Regions from separate parts of the Mus musculus genome. Here region 2 is linked to region 1. The links are chromatin loops, found by intact Hi-C in ENCODE. Cell type or tissue: left cerebral cortex. All regions are shown on one strand.

Region 1 (8,000 bases):
CTTCAACTGAGAAGACAGTCCTCAAACAACCCTTTGCATCCCAGCTGACTTCATGGGTCCTTGAAACTCAGACCTGAGTTTGGATTCAGATCTGCAGCCAGCTGAGCGATGCAAGCCACAGAACCTATCTCAGCAAGTTCCTAGACCCAGATGACCGCCCATCTGCTCACTAGTCAGGTGAGAACCTGGCTGTCTTCTCTGTGTGTTTTGGTAAAGGTTCTAGGAGATTGCTCTATAAGTCACATCACACAGTGCTGGGCACAAATACAGACATCCAGTTAATGAAACACTTTCATAAGCACCCAAATCATCACACCCCAAAACTGAAGTAACAGAAACACATACCACACAGGGGAAAAAAAAATTCCAGGCACGCCAGAATCCGTGCATGCAAGTAACAGTTACTTCCTAAGGTTTCCATGGGAACCATGTTTCATTCCTCCAAACATCTGCTGTGTTTGGGAACTTGGTCCACCATCCTGAAGCACATTTGTTAGACCACAGCAGTGGTGACAAATCCTATAAAGATGGATTTGATTTGGGAAAACCACCAAATGTTGTTCAGCAGGAGATAAAGTGAGAACGCAGTCAACTTCTTGTTAGAAACACAGTTGTGTTTATAAAGAAGCGGCACGAATCTCTCTGTAGATGGCAGAATGATCCCTCTAAAATGCCAGACGAATCACATGGCCCTTCTGCTGAAGGCTGCTCAATCACTCTCTACTTCTCTTAGAGTCAAATTCAAGTCCCTCCATGCATCATAACTGTCCTTCGAGACCCACCCTCTGGAGCCCCATGCTTGCCCGTATCCTGGTGTGCAGAGATGTTCAGTGGCTCTGACAGCTTGTCACCAGAGTCCTCTACATTCTCACCTGCAACTTTCCTTCTCCCTGGTAAATTCCTGAGAATTGTCTTTCAAAGTACAGCTTGGAAGTTACCTTCTCGGCAAGCCAGCTGTGATAAAGCTCTCTGAATTAGATGCTTCTTCTGCACGTGGTACCCACTTCTACCCCAGACTTGTCACACAGGGCAGCAATCACACTTTCCCTCTCGTCTGTCCTCTTATAGACTGAAATTATGTGAAGCATTATACTGTGACTCATGTCATTTTGAAGTATCTGATATGTTTTGGTAAGGATTAAGTGTTTTGTATATAGTAGGTGATCTGTTATGTTGGTGGTTTGACTAAGAATGGCACCCATAGGCTTATGTGTTTGAGAGCTTAGTCACCAGGGAGTGGTACTATTTGAAAGGATTAGAAGGACTGGGAGCCATGGCCTTGTTGGAGTAGGTGTGGCCTTGTTAGAGGAAGTGTGTCACTGGGGGTGGGCTTTGAAGTTTCAACAGCCTGCGTGAGGTCCAGCTCACTCTCTCTGGCAGCAGATTAGGATGTAGCCCTCAACTACTTTCCCAGCACCATGCCTGTGATGCCTGCCTCCACGCTCCTTGCCATGATGATAATGGACTCATCTGCTTCTGAAAGCCAGCCCCTAGTGAAATGCTTTGTTTTATAAGCTTTGCTTTAGTCATGGCGTCTCTTCGCAGCAACAGAACAGTGACTAAGACAGGTACATTAATGTCAGTGTCATGCAGAACTCATAGATCCCACTAAAGTGTTTGAGGTACATGGATAATGACAGGATTATTAGAAATGCAGCACTTACTCATTTCCAGCATCAGTAAATACTTTCTGCATGTGTACTCATATATGTACATTGTGCATATCTGTACATGTGTGTATACACATGTATGTACATGTGTGTTTTCAGTACCCGTGGAGATCAACCCTGAGTTTTGTTCCTCAGATACTTTCTATTTTGTATTTTTAAGACCGTGTCTCCCTCTGACCTGGGGCTTACCAATTAGACTGGACAGTGAGTCCCAAGATAGACCTGTCTCTTCCTTCCTAGTGCTGGGATGGCAAGCTCACACTTGAACTACACAGCTCTGCACATGGTTTCTAGGGATCAAACTTAGGTATTCATGATCCTGTGCAAATGCTGTAGTGACTGGATCATCTTCCAGCCTCCACACTCCCTTTTGGTTGTTAAGAAACTGTTTTCTTAGGCTCTGACATAGGTAGTATCTGATAAATAAAGCAATAATGGATTATAACCCCCAAATGAGAGAGAGATAAAGAGATTTATAGAAAATTGGGAAGATTATGCAGAAAACAAATACTAAGTAATTTGAGTAGCTAGTTCCCCCTCAAGGAAATGGAACATAGCACTCCACTGTTGGGGATAGCTTTGCATATCCAAAGAGTGCAGTTAAGGAAAGAAGGTATCAGAGCAGCTCAGAGCAGCAGTGGGAAGCCTGAGAGCATTACTTCAGCCAGGGTGTCAAGGTCAAGGGTAAGTCATTCTGATGCGAACCACCCATGTCACCCATGGCCGTCCTCACCATCGTCTAGAATCAGAGTCTAAGCTTGAGAAAACGGCAGCCAATCCCGATAGAGAGACATACGAAGTGCTCACTCTGGAACACTGTTTCATGGACATACAATCAAAGCTAAGTGGACTAGGTAGGTTAAAGTGTGTGTGTGTGCGTGTATGCATGCATGTGTGTAACATAAAGAAATGATAATGAGCTTGGGGGAGGGGGAACCAGAGAGGAGTTTAAGGGAGAGAGGGAGAGGCAAGAGTGATGTAGATACAGTGGTCATGTGTGAAGTTCTCAGAAAAAAATAAGAAAATTACTAACTCCCTTCCAAAACAAGCCATAATACTTTTTAAAAAAGGAAATCATGAAATGTGGACATCCAAGAGAAGCTTAAAGCATGATATCTAAAGACAACAGGGAATCTTGGGACCCAGAACAGGAAAGGTATTTGGTAAAGAATCAGGAAAGGTGAACAAAGGAGCCCTCTAGGAGACAGAGTACAGCAATGATCATCAACTACAGCAAACACAGTAATAATAATAATGTACAATGGTAAAGGTAGAGGAAACATGATGCGGGGTACAAGGGGAGGCTACATTCTCTCTCTAAGTTTTCTATTAATATGAAATTGTTCTACATATGGCATATATGCGTGACATTCTTAACCAATAAGAACAAATCACTCTCTAACGTGTAGGGATCTGGAGAGAGAGCTCCAATTAAGAGTACTGGCTACGCCAGGCGTGGTGGTGCACGCCTTTAATCCCAGCACTTGGGAGGCAGAGGCAGCCGGATTTCTGAGTTTGAGGCCAGCCTGGTCTACAAAATGAGTTCCAGGATAGCCAGGGCTACACAGAGAAACCCTATCTTAAAAAAACTAAAAAAAAAAAAAAAAAAAAAAAAAAAGTACCAGCTGCTTTTCCAGAGGACCTAAGGTCGGTTCCCAGCACCCACACCAGGCAGTGTGAGACCGTCCGTAATTCCAGCTCCGGGGGATCCAATGCCATCTTCTGGCCGCTGTGCTCACACGTTCTCATGTGTACATACAGCCAGACACATAATTAAGAAAACAAATCTTCAAAATAAAACACAATGAAAAGTGAAAAAAATGCTCTAAAATAAGATGTACTTAAAAAATAGTATCTGGTTGGATGTTGATAGAGGTCCTCTGCTTTCCACAACACCTAAAGGAAAACACAGGAGCCCTCCCTAAGACTGAATATTGGATCTGAGGAATTTTGTTAAGTATTAGACAGATGCAATGGTATCTACAAACAAACCAAACCAAAACAACAAAATAAAATTGGCTTTATAGTGCTTAAAGACAGGAAAGAGCTGTTCTTCAAGCCGCCCCACGAGGGTGCTATTCCTTCTCTGGTGTCAAAGCGCTTTCCTGGAGACCAGGCATCTGCACTAATCAGAAAATCAATCCCTTCCTGGTCCTCTGGCTTCTGAACTGGCACCTACTTCTGAGGAATTGACTTTCACCCAGGGGCTTGGGGAAGTTATTGCAAGTAAAGCCCTGAATGAGGGTGGGGACAGGAATTGCTGTAACTATTACTGTCAACACCCAGGAGTGGCACCCCACAGTGTGTGCTGGAAGGAGATTCTTCCTGTACTTTATGATTATAATCTTTGCCTGTACTTTCTTGGATTTGATTCATTCAGCAAATAGTTCCTGCATGCAGCCTCACCAGACATCACACAGTTTCCTGTATGGCACTTTACTGTGACGCTCTCTTGGTATCTTGTTTACCTATTCCCGTTTTCTGCTAGAGTATAATAAATAGCACTTATATTCCCACTGCTCCATCCTTAGCAGCTAGAACAGCATGGGTCACAGTGAAGTGAAGGTGGTCGAAAGGGGACACGTGATTCTATGTACAGGAGCTTCCTAGTGAAATCAGAGTCACGGGCAAAGGGGTGGTTGCCATGGGTGACAGGGAGCTGAGTTAGATGTGCTGTGGATGTTGTCTCAGGTTGGGAGACAGAGAGTGGTGAGGGCTCTACAACAATGTGAAGCACTTAGACCCACTGAACTGAGTGCTGAAAAATGGCTGGAATAGTAAGTTCCATGTCGTGCTTATTTTTGCCACAACTACAAAGGAATAAAAAAGAACCCTGTCCCAGACTTAGAGGGATGAGCTGTGTCTCGGGAAGGGAAGGATGCATGGATCACTGAAGGTCAGTCCCTGTCAGGAGGGGCAAAGCTACAACATCGGGAATTGTCGACAGGAGAGGGCTCGCCACGGAGTTGTCTGGAGGGTTTGTGCAAACAAGTCCTTCTGCACAGAGAGAGCCGGAAGTCAGGCGAGGACACACCTCTCACAGAGGCTCTGCATCTCCACCCCACTTCTCCCTTGCTCTGAGCCTGTTTAGGGCAGGAAGGAAGAATAAGGAAATAAAAGAAGCTCATTGTAAACTCTCTTGGCAACAGGCTTCTAACTTCAGGAAAGAAGGCAATATATATACTCAATACCTCAGTGTGTCAGAAGATGCATCTAAGACCACCTTCGTCCAGGAGTGAAGACTGACTGGCTCAATGGATCAGGGAGAAGGGAAATGGGCAGGAAAGAAGAAATTAGTATCTGATCACGTGCTAGGAGTCCAGCTCTTTCACTCTTCCAACCAGAGGAGATTTTCCTCAGAGTTTAGGAGATTCCTCAGGGAGACTCATCTCTCCCCTCTTACTTCAGGAGGCTCCTTAACTCTAATAGAGGGAGGCTTCACACAAAGTCTGGAAAGAGATCTTTGAAGCCAGCCCTCCTTCCTTCCACACAAAACCAACTCTATTCATGGCATGGGGAATGCAGAGGAGATGCTCTGCCAGTTTGTGGGCAGCGAGACTTTTGTCATCAATCTCAAAGGGTCAAAGGTTTCCCTTTTGGATTCTTGTGCTGGAAGACCACAGTGGACGCAGCTCAAATGCTTTCACTTATCGTATGCATTTTTTTTTCTGAGTACCAATTGTGTAAAAAAAAAAAACACTAGGGGAGAGAAATAAAACAATCACATACTTCAGGGTACACACTTTCAGACAGAGGAACATACACAGGCATCATGCAGGGCAAAAGAAAGACAGCCACGGGACTAGACGTTTTCTGGAGTACATTTAAATTGAGCTCCGAATATCGGAATGGTCCTGAGTGGGGAGGCATAATTGGGACGGAGAATAATGAAAGCTGAGGGCACATTAAGGATCAGCTGGCAGACAGGCAGGTGGCTGATTTGTAGACTATGAAGCATTTGAGTGTGTAAGTAGCATACAATTCTCTGAGAAGAGAAATGAGAGCCAGGGGTAGGGAAGTAGTTTGGTGTGAGATTTCCAAGGGCCCCAGAGGCCAGGACATTTGTATTTTGATAGGGAATAGGGGAACAATTTAAGGTCTATGAGTCAGCTCGCGATGCACTCTACACTCTGTTGTAGGAGGAACAAGTAGAAGGGGATTGTGATTGCCCAGCCAAGAGGTAATGAAGCCCTTAAGTAGGACGGCTGCTGTGAACACTGGGAAGGAGGAAATAGATGGGAGGCTCTGGGGAGGTGGGGTAGATGACGCCTGGCTCCTGATTGCCTAGCCTCTCCCTCACTCTCTGTTTGACCCTCATTCTTCTCCTCTCTCTGATCATAAAACCGTGTGAGGCATCCCTTACCACCCAGACCTACACTTCCTGGAAATATTCTCGCCTGCATTAGGTAAGGCTTCATTCGCAATAACCGTGAAGGACACCCTGAAGAACAATTCCTGATGCTCCAAATGAGGACGTAATATTCCACATCTACATTCCTATTGTGCTCTCTGTGTTCTGACCTTTAGGTAAAGTTTCCCCTTTGTTCCGAGGACCACGCTCTGGGAAAATATGAGTGGAAAGAAACACGGCTTATCTGGAGTGTTTGGCTGCTTGCGCAGAATGGAAATCAAGATCATAAAAGTAAATTTGTTTAAATGATTGTAAATTCCTTTCTTTGTTCCATCATCCCGCTTTAAGAGCATCTAAGAGCTGTGAGGTATTAATATTACATACTTAGGTAAAAGAATTTTAACAATAGAGTTTTATAACTAAATTATAAGAAAGTTAGAAAAGCAGTCACCAAAAATAATTGTATTGATAATTCGATTGTTAGATAAAATCTAGGTACGATGGCAGTCATTCCATTTTTAAAGACCAGAAAAAGTAGAAGACATGTAGCTTACACATCTCTCTTTTACCTTTGGTGGATTGTGACTAACATGAGCTCAAGTTTCCAGCATGTGGCAATAGGAAGAGACTTCCTTCTATGCCAAGATAGATATGAAGTTGTGATTTCCAGGTCCTGTCACTTTCTGCAGAAGCAAACATGGTAACACAGGTGACAGGCACTGGGCAAACCCGGAAGAAGCAGAAGTGCTCTGGGATAGCTGCACCTGCAGTGGGGCCAGGGTGTTCTGCAGAGATGCCAGGGTGTTCTGCAATGGGGCCAGGGTGTTCTCCAAGGTGCTAGGGTGTTCTCCAAAGTGCTGGGGTGTTCTGCAATGGGGCCAAGGTGTACTGAAATGGGGTCAGGGTGTACTACTCAGCCCAGATCGAACACAGAAATTAATAAGTAGTAACTCGGAGTTATCAGTAAGAAAACAGATTCTAACAACATGGAGGGTAGGCAGTTGTCCAGCTATTGTGCTGCCTAAGGCATATTAAAATATAAAGGCTGTGTGTGTGTCTTTCATCTGAGAACATAAGCCATTAAGATAAGAAGGAACACTGCACTGAGATTTTAAAAATATTTTCTGCAACATAGTGCAATGGTGCCAGGCTGTTCTGTAATGGTGCTTGCGTGTTCTGCAGTGATGCTAGGGTTTTGTGCAGTGGTGGCAGGCTGTTCTGCTGGTTCCAGGGTGCACTGCAGTGGTGCCAAGGTACACTATAATGATGCCTGACTAGACAGTGATGTAGCTTGCAGAGCCTGAATCAAAGAATGAAAGAAAGGCTAATCTATTTTGAACTCAAACTCGAAGCAGGAAGTGATCTGCCTAACCAAACAGGCAAAGAGTTATGATCCCTAAATTAATCTGAGGATGAACAAACAGAATTCAACGGAGATCAAAGCTAGCAATGCACTAGTCAGTACAAACACCCAACTTTTGCGAAGGCTAGCTCTTTTATACAGCTTTAAGAGTGTGATTCCATGACCCTCTCCCATAGACCAAATCCTCAGACATTCCAATACCTTCTCTATAATGGTTCAGTACTGTGTATAAGCTATGTACCCTTATATAGGCTGAATCTTCTGTATACTGCTTATATATCCCTAGGTAGCACAGTGCAAAAGCTAGTAGACACTTGTGGTTCTATGTTACTTAGGAGACACTGACAAAGGGGAGATGGTTGCAAGTGTTTACTACAGATATACTTTTTTTTTAGGATCCTTCCCACCCATGGTTGAATTCACAGATGTGGAACCAGTGGAAAGAGAGGACCAAGTATGTCAATTATAACTGAATATTGCATCTGAACACTGTCCCTAAGTGTCACAATACTTTATTATGCTCATTTGCTCTATGAAGTAACTAAGATCTTATGCAGAATGTCCAAGGGTAACAGCTAGGCTATCATGACTCAGTCCAGATTAGAACCAGACATGT
Region 2 (8,000 bases), 140 kb after region 1:
TCTCAGACTCTGCGATTTCTCCTTTAATGTCAGAAGAGTGCGTTCATTTATTTCTGCCTTTTAAACAGGATTGATGAATCCAATTTTTTATTTTCAAAATGTTTAGCAGTCGATTTATAGATGTATTCAGTGGTAGATAATTTCCTCAGTCTATGAAAGGCCTTGGATGCAAAAGGATCCTGAGGACCACAAAAAAGAGGCCACAGGGAGGGGAGGAGTAAGGGGGGAAAGAGGGGGAAAAGAGAGAGAGAGGGAGAACATTAGGAGACAGCTTTCAGAGATACAAGTTCCTGATAAGGATAGTTTGAAAAGCCTGTAAAATATGTTTTACGTCAGGGCATGAAGATGTACATACTGAGTTCAGATAAAATCTGTGGAAAGTCTTGCCAGGCTTCCTGGCTCCTGTGGAGAGGGCTTTGTGGATTTACATGAAGACACACACAATTTTTTCTTTCTTTTTTATATTTATTCTGTGAAATACTTCAGTAAAGCAGCATCATTTTTGGAGGGATAAAATAAACGTGCGAGACTAATCGAACAGTCCTTGAGAATTATTTGAATAAAGAAAAGTCTTCCGATTATTTCCAAGCCTAGAGCTCTGTCTGTGTCTTCGCTTAGCACCGTGATGAAACAAGAGGAGCCCAGGGGAAGCCACCTCCTATACTCCTTCCCCCTGGGCGTTGTCCCTCCAGCTCTTCAGAACGTGCTGGCTGCCACTTCCTGAATCCTCAGTGATATCGGAGCCTACAAAGTTTCTGCCTCCGTGACAGAAATGTACTTCTGGAGAACTGTCCTGTATTCAATTCATGAGAGTTAGGAATAGAAAGAGAGAAGGAGAAAGACAGTCCAGTGGTTAAGAGCACTTGCTGCTCTTCCAGAGGGTCTGAGCCTGGTTTCTAGCACTCATATGAGATAGCTCACAGCCGCCTGTAACTTCAGCTCCGGGTAACCCGATGCTTTCCTCTGGTCTCTGTCAGCATTTGTATGCATGTGGCATGTGTGTGCACCTGCGTGCGCGCGCGCGCGCGCACACACACACCTTTATAAAATAAAGTTAAGAATAGGAAGAAAGGGCTGGGATATAGCACAGTGGTAGGACATGAAGCTCTCATCTAAGCCCTAAGTACTGAAAACAGAATAAACAGCAAGAGAGACAAAAAGGATCTCTCTTCCCCAGCTGTCACTAAAGTAAAGATTTGTCACGTTCTGTGATAATCTCAGTCTTGCTGAAATCAGATCAAAATGCCAGAAGGAAGATGCGCAGCTTGGAGACTTCTGTCACGTTCATTTCTTGACCACGTCATACATGTGCATCCCTACACTTGGAGTAGGACCTCTCCTACACATGTAGTGACTTTATACCCTTTCTCCTATCAACGGGCCTACTGTCAGTTTATCCCACAACTATTGATCCCTTGGCAAAAGGAAAGTTTTTGGTCCCCTGAAGAAACCAAGAAACAACTGGGACTTTGACATTGCCCTGTTGTTTCTAGGGAGGCTCCTCAGCCAGGATTTCACACCTGTACAATGTGGCTGCCCCATGGCTTTGCTTTCCAAGTACCGCAGGGCTTTGTGGGCTCAGTCTTGTCTTCTAGCTCCCTGCTGTGGGCATCACTCACATGCACTGTCAGGCAGAAGGCCCTGTGATGCTGGAGTGTAGAGACATCCTGCCTTCAGCTCTGTGGTTTCCAAATTGTGCAACCTGTAGTCTCAAATATCTGTCTCCTTTTTAGATCTAAAAGGAGCATTTAAACACAGATAGTTTCAAGTCTATTTTCTTCTTATGATTTTCACCCAGAGCAGATAAATTCTCAGCAATTTTCCGTGAAGTTTTACAAAATAAGACTTTCCTATAGTCCTCATTTCTTTAACAAGTTCAGTGTGCATTGGACAAGAGCTGGCTTCATTGTTATAATCGTCCATCACATTTTCCAGTGACTGATTGATCAGTGGCATGTTCTAGCATGTCAAATTTCATCATCTCTACAGTAAATGCAGCGAGTGTTCTTTGCTTTACTCTTTCCTCTTTCTAGATGGGGAGGGCGCCCAATCAAGTGATAACAAAAGGACAAGACAGGCACACAGACTCAGGCTGGATTTGAGCACCAATCTATGTTTGTGGCTGTATGTCGTGATGTATAAGGAACAACTAAGAAGTAGAGAAATGGAAGGCAGATAAAGTCAGAAAAATCTAAAGAGCCTAAGTGTGCTGTGAATCTGTTGTAGATAGTCACCGGTTGTACTAAGTAATATACCCTACTGTACATATTCAGTTAAAAAACTGTTTATAAAAGGAATGCATTTATTACAGCTCTACGAAAGGAAGCAAGGAAGAAAGGAAGGAAGGAAGGAAGGAAGGAAGGAAGGAAGGAAGGAAGGGAGGAAAGGAAGGAAGGAAGGGAAGGAAGGAAGGAAGGAAGGAAGGAAGGAAGGAAGGAAGGAAGGAAGGAAAGGAAGGAAAGAAGGATAGGAAGGAAAGAAGGGAGGGAGAGAGAGAGAGAGAGAGAGAGAGAGAGAGAGAGAGAGAGAGACCAGGAAGAATGAGAAAATGAACAAACACCTCCCAGTCTCTAGTTCAATTCTCGCTAAGCAAGACAAACAGTATCATCTCATCTATAAGAAAACAAAGCAGCTGCCTTCCTCATAATATTGTGGAAGATAAGAATTAAGTTACACATAAAGTTTCCCAAAATATAAACCCAGATGTTCTCAGAGAGTCATGTCACCAGCTGCATTCCTGGCCTGCCAACCATTGTGTTCCAGTAATCCATTTTTTCCAAGTATCACCGGCCATGCTGGGATGGGATGAGCTGCCTGCCTTTCACATCAGGACCAGCTTCTCGTAAACAGTTACATCACTAGGGCACGGAGGGCATTGTAGGCATAATTTTTTCTGCAGCCTACTTTTAATAAGGGTTCAACCTCTCCTCTAGCTCACCACCCAGCAGAGATGGTGGTAGAGAAAAGTTATTAGGATGTGGGGGAAGGGGAGCTGGGAGCAAGCTCGATCTTCTTTGGCAGCAGTTCAGTCCCATAGCAAACGCATATGACTCAGCAGAAGCGGCAAGCTGCCGCAGAACCTCACAAGCAGTTCTTGGGCAAGTTTCTCTCACAAGTTGAGTTTAGCAACTCTGTGTAAGGCAAACCAATATATATGCACACACGTGTGCGTCGTTAGTGAGAATAGCGAGGTGGAGCAAACCAAACCAATGCTCAGTGCTCGTCTCCCACTGTCTGTAGGGTCATATTTGTACTCCTTCATCACAGGTCTTTCCCCTTGTCTGCTCCAGCAAAACTTCCTTTCTCCTGTGTCTGCTTCGGGAAAACATTCTTTCCTGTGTCTTCTTTAGCAAGACGTTCTTTCTCCTGTGTGCCCCAGCAAAAATCACTGACATAACTGGCTTTCCAAACAAACTGGAAGTTTCTACTTCAGGCCATAGAGTATCTTTCCAAAGATTTAAGAATAATCTTCTTCCAGAGGATGGTTGTAACTTTGTACTTCCAGAATAAAGAGAACAGTGTTTTATATGCTAGAATTGGTATAGATGTAGTTTCAAGGAGGGTGACGTACTGCTCTGTGCATGGCCAGGCGAAGAATAAACCTTACTAGACCCAGTAATATGTGTGTAATCTGCTCTTGGCAGAAGCTTGAAAACAAGAGAGTAAGAAAGAAAGAAGCATTTGTGTTTTACATGAGAAATCTGCGCTAAGGACCAAGTTTATCATTTGTGGTTTTCACACAGATGGCTCTTTAAAGATACAAGCTGTGGAAGTCTGCATGCCAGTGCGGCACAGCATCAGGACCAACGTGTAATGCCATGGGCATTCTAGATCTAGAGAAGAAATGGTGGCCAAGGAAAAGCACTAGACTCTTTCCACATCTGGTAGAAAGTTCAGTGGCATCGGGCCAAATGCTAAGTGGAGACTGAGTGTGTGTGTGTGTGTGTGTGTGTGTGTGTGTACGTGTGTGCATGTGTGCGTGCATGCGTGTGTGCTTGTGTGTATGTGTGTGCATGTGTGTGACTGTGTGTGTGACTATGTGTATGTGTGTACATGTGTGCATATGTGCATGTGTGTGTGCATGAGTGTGTGTGTGAATGTGTGTGTGCATGTGTGCCTGTGTGTATGCATGTGTTCATGTGTGCATGTGTGTATGCATGCATGTATGTATGTATGTGTGCATATGTGTATGTGTGTCTGTGTGTACATGGATGTATAGGTACATTCATTCCTGCATCTATGAAGGCCACAGATCTTCATAAGATACCTTCCTGTATTACTCTCCACCTGACTCTGACAAAGTGTTTCCCACAGAACCTGGAGCTGGCCATTTTGGCTAGCCAATGAAGTTCCAGGGTCTGCTTGTCTCCACCCCCAACTGCAGATCCTGGGACTAGACACATGCTATTATGCCAAGTTTTCACCTGAGTGCTGGGGATGCAAACTCAGGCCCTCGTGCTCCCAATCTGCAAGGACTTTATGTGTTGTGTCATCGCCCCTGCTTTGCTGAGTGAAGATTTTTGGCAGAGATCTAAAATCAACTTCTGAGAAGAAATCGTGGACACAAGGACTGTGGTTCCGCCCTCATGATCATGGAGAACACCTGAGGGTCTTAATTGGGTCCCTCATTCTGGTTTAGAACTAGAAAGTGGAACAGAATATTTAAAAAAAAAAAAAGTCTGCTACACTAGCATTCCAGGACCCCTGAAAAATAAAGTCAGTAAAAAAAAAAAAAAAAAAAAAAAAAAGCTTTGCACACCTGATGATGATGATGATGATGATGAGGAGGAGGAGGAGGAGGAGGAGGATAAAGAGGGGCAAGAGGGTGAGAAAAGAAGAGCAGAGTCTATGAAAACCAAATGAGTCAGCTAATAAAGCACTCACAATGGAGCTAGGTCTTGCAGGACGCTGCACTAGTAACCACTGGGCAGCATCTGAAACAAGAAGGTATGGAGCTCCTGCAGTTAGGTTCTGTATTGTCTGGACAAAGCCCTTCCAGAACCCCGCATGTGCCTTACAGATGAATGAAGTCAAGGTCCAGTCAACCAACGGTGTCATTTCACTCCCATAGGGCATCATTTCAAACTCTCGCCAGTGGGAGAATTTCATTGCCGCCTTCCTGTTTAATGTAAGCCTCCTTTCAAGAACCATGTGTAATAGACCTTCAAAGCGTCTCTGGGCAGCTCTAACTTACATAACCTCATTTTTCAAAGCTGTTCATTGCTTCCTCCTCTCTTAGCACGCTCCACTCCAGCCTGGGCATCCCATGGGGGAGCTCGCTGCCTGTTTCTGTAGCATGGGGTGCATGTGCCTCTGACACTTTCCTCAGTTCTTAATGGAATGTGCCCAATTTGAGGAGAGAAAAAAATGCCCCTTTGTTGATTGACAAGCTGATCAGAATCTGCCCATAAAGTAGCCTACAGTCATATCTAGCCAGGATATTACCCGAGGCAGATCAGGGAGACATAAAAAGAAATAATTGAAAATGAAAAAAGCAATGGCTCCATTCCTAACGGAATACCAAAAAAGAAGAAATGGAAAATATATCCAAGTATATATTTTACATGAATGGATTGTTAGAAATAGAAATTACAACAATGTCATAAATTTAGCTTATATCCATTTTAAATTCTTCAATAAGAAATATAATGTAGCTTCATTTGAATAACACACTCCATAGCTTATCTAAGCATAGGGAGGGGAATCCCTAATTGGCTTCCGGGTAAGTTACCCCTGAACACTTCACTCTCCTGCCAGCCACAGCTAATCACTATACAAATTCTGATTTTTAAGTAGAATTTTTTACAAAAAAAAAAAAAAATACTAAAATACTAGAAAAATAAAAAGCTAGAGATAGGTTGGGTGTGAGGAGAACATGGAACAAAATGATAAGTTATCTACCCTGTGAGTATATATGCATAGAGTCATTATATCTTAGTGATTCTCAACTGCTAGCTGGGGTGTGTGTGTGTGTGTTGAAGAAGTATTTGTGTGAATATATGCTGGTGCATGTATGTGTGGGGGTCAGCGTTAGTCTTTGTTAATAGTTCTTCACCCTGGGTTGTTTTGTTTTGTTGGGTTTTTTTTTTCAGGTACAAACTGACAGGCAATTTTTCAAGGCATAAAGTTGCTCCTCCCCCCCCCCTTGTGTGTGTGTGTTCTCTCTCTCTTTCTGCTCTCTGCTCTCTTTCTCTCTCACTCACCCACTCTCGGCTTGAGGCTGCACACACTCTGCATTCTCCTGCGCACTTTGCTTTTCTCCTGCGCACTTTTCTTTTCTGGAACTCCCACAGTCCTGCACACCTCTGTGTGTTCCCCTTTCCTCACACACACACTCTTCACACACACATCACATGCACTTTCCTTTCCCTCTCACACACACACATTCCACACACTCTCCTGCTCACACTCTGTCTCTCACATTCTCTCCACTCACCTCACGCACAGCACACGCGTACCTCATTCACTTCCCAATCCCTCTCTTGCTTTTTTTCTTGCCCCAGTATTTTATTGATACTCCAAAAAATCGGATTGGAAAAAAAAGACATTGTATAATCATTGCCAAATCAAATTCAAAAGAATAACCACATCCCACAAAGAATCAAGAATAACTGTGGTGGCACACACAGGTAGGATTTGCTTAAGGAGGCAGAGGCAGGAGGATCACAAGTTCGAGGCCAGCCTGGGCTCCACCCTGATTTTTGAAGCAGAGTCTCTTACTGAACTTGGAGTGCATCAGTTTGGCTAGGCAGATTACTAACCTGTCTCCACACCCACCCCGTCCCCAGTGCTGGGAATCTGAGCTCAGGACCCCAAGCTTGCACAGAGGACCCCTGGATGACTGAGTCATTTCCCCTGTCCCAAGCTTTTTTCATTGTCCTTGCATATATAATGCTCAAGCTCAGTCACAGGTGTTTATGAGAGGCTGAAATGGCATTAAATCCATTTAGAAATGATACTTTCCTTAGTACACACTCTCCACCCCCTAATTATTAAGCATGTGCACACTCCTACTTTAGTTTAACATCTACATACACATATACATACATACATACATACATACATACATACATACATACATACATACATATGTATATGCATATATGTATCAGGTGCAGAGAAAATTCTGTGTTTCCAAGTCCTGATGGTGAGACAATAGGAAGTCAAGGACCATGCACCAAATGTCTCCATGTCCCATGCAAAGACAAGCAGGTGACACTTGTCCTGGTTCTGCCACACTGACAAGGTGACCCCTCTGCACACTCTACCCCAATCACATTCAGTTTTCATATTCATCAGATGGGGTTGGTAATGGACACACAGGGGCTGCTGGGAAAACATATGAGGTCATGTGTGCAGTGCACCTGTCACAGAAGAGATACTTTGTGAGGTCATGTGTGCAGTGCACCTTTCACAAAAGAGACACTTTGTGAGGTCATGTGTGCATGCACCTGTCACTTTGCAAAGCTTTCCATTAGTCTCTCATTTAAGGGAAAAAAAAACAAAGAATGATGCATGCCGTTGCTGTGCTTACAGTTTCATTCAGTTCTTGGCAAAGAAAATGTGCAGTGTTGTGCTTGCGTGTTCAGGGACCTAGGCTTCATGTGTTATCAAGGAGCAGGTAGTTGCCCTGGGAACAGTGGATGCTCTATGAGGACTGGAGAGATGGCTCAGTGGTTACAAGCACAGACTGTTCTTCCACAGGGTCGAGGTTCAACTCTCAACTCTAATATGGTAGTTGACAACTGTCTGTAACTCCAGTTCCTGGAGACCTGACCTACTCTTCTGGCTTCTAAAGGCACAAAGCATACATGTGGTGTGCATACGTATGTGCAGGCAAAATGCCCATACAAATAAAATAATATTTTTTATTAAAAAATAAATTTATATTACAGAGGTCTTCAGAAAAACATACTCCAAATGTGGCTATGACAGTGACCTAGAGGTCTCTAGTTGCCTTCCAAAGCATGAGGCTTTGTTGCTAGTAGAATTGAATTTTT

The links. Hi-C counts contacts between places; a loop is a spot of excess contacts. Peaks named below come from ENCODE experiments on the same cell type or tissue, not always from the same donor. Only the 100,000 strongest peaks of a DNase experiment are listed, where the experiment ranks them.
Region 2: it touches region 1 in a loop (2.6-fold over the local background); 6 of 42 quality-filtered maps call a loop at or near these places.

What each region holds. Positions count from the first base shown.
Region 1 is chr2:76,124,536-76,132,535 of GRCm38, forward strand. All of the region lies in intron 9 of Pde11a (phosphodiesterase 11A), which reads right to left. Among named protein-coding and RNA genes, the nearest start is that of Gm52518, 92 kb to the left of the region's middle. In left cerebral cortex, a CTCF peak has its summit at 3,729; DNase peaks (open chromatin) are centred at 457 and 3,762.
Region 2 is chr2:76,263,768-76,271,767 of GRCm38, forward strand. All of the region lies in intron 2 of Pde11a (phosphodiesterase 11A), which reads right to left. Among named protein-coding and RNA genes, the nearest start is that of Pde11a, 71 kb to the right of the region's middle. In left cerebral cortex, no CTCF peak of the experiment used is centred here; DNase peaks (open chromatin) are centred at 3,051 and 3,745.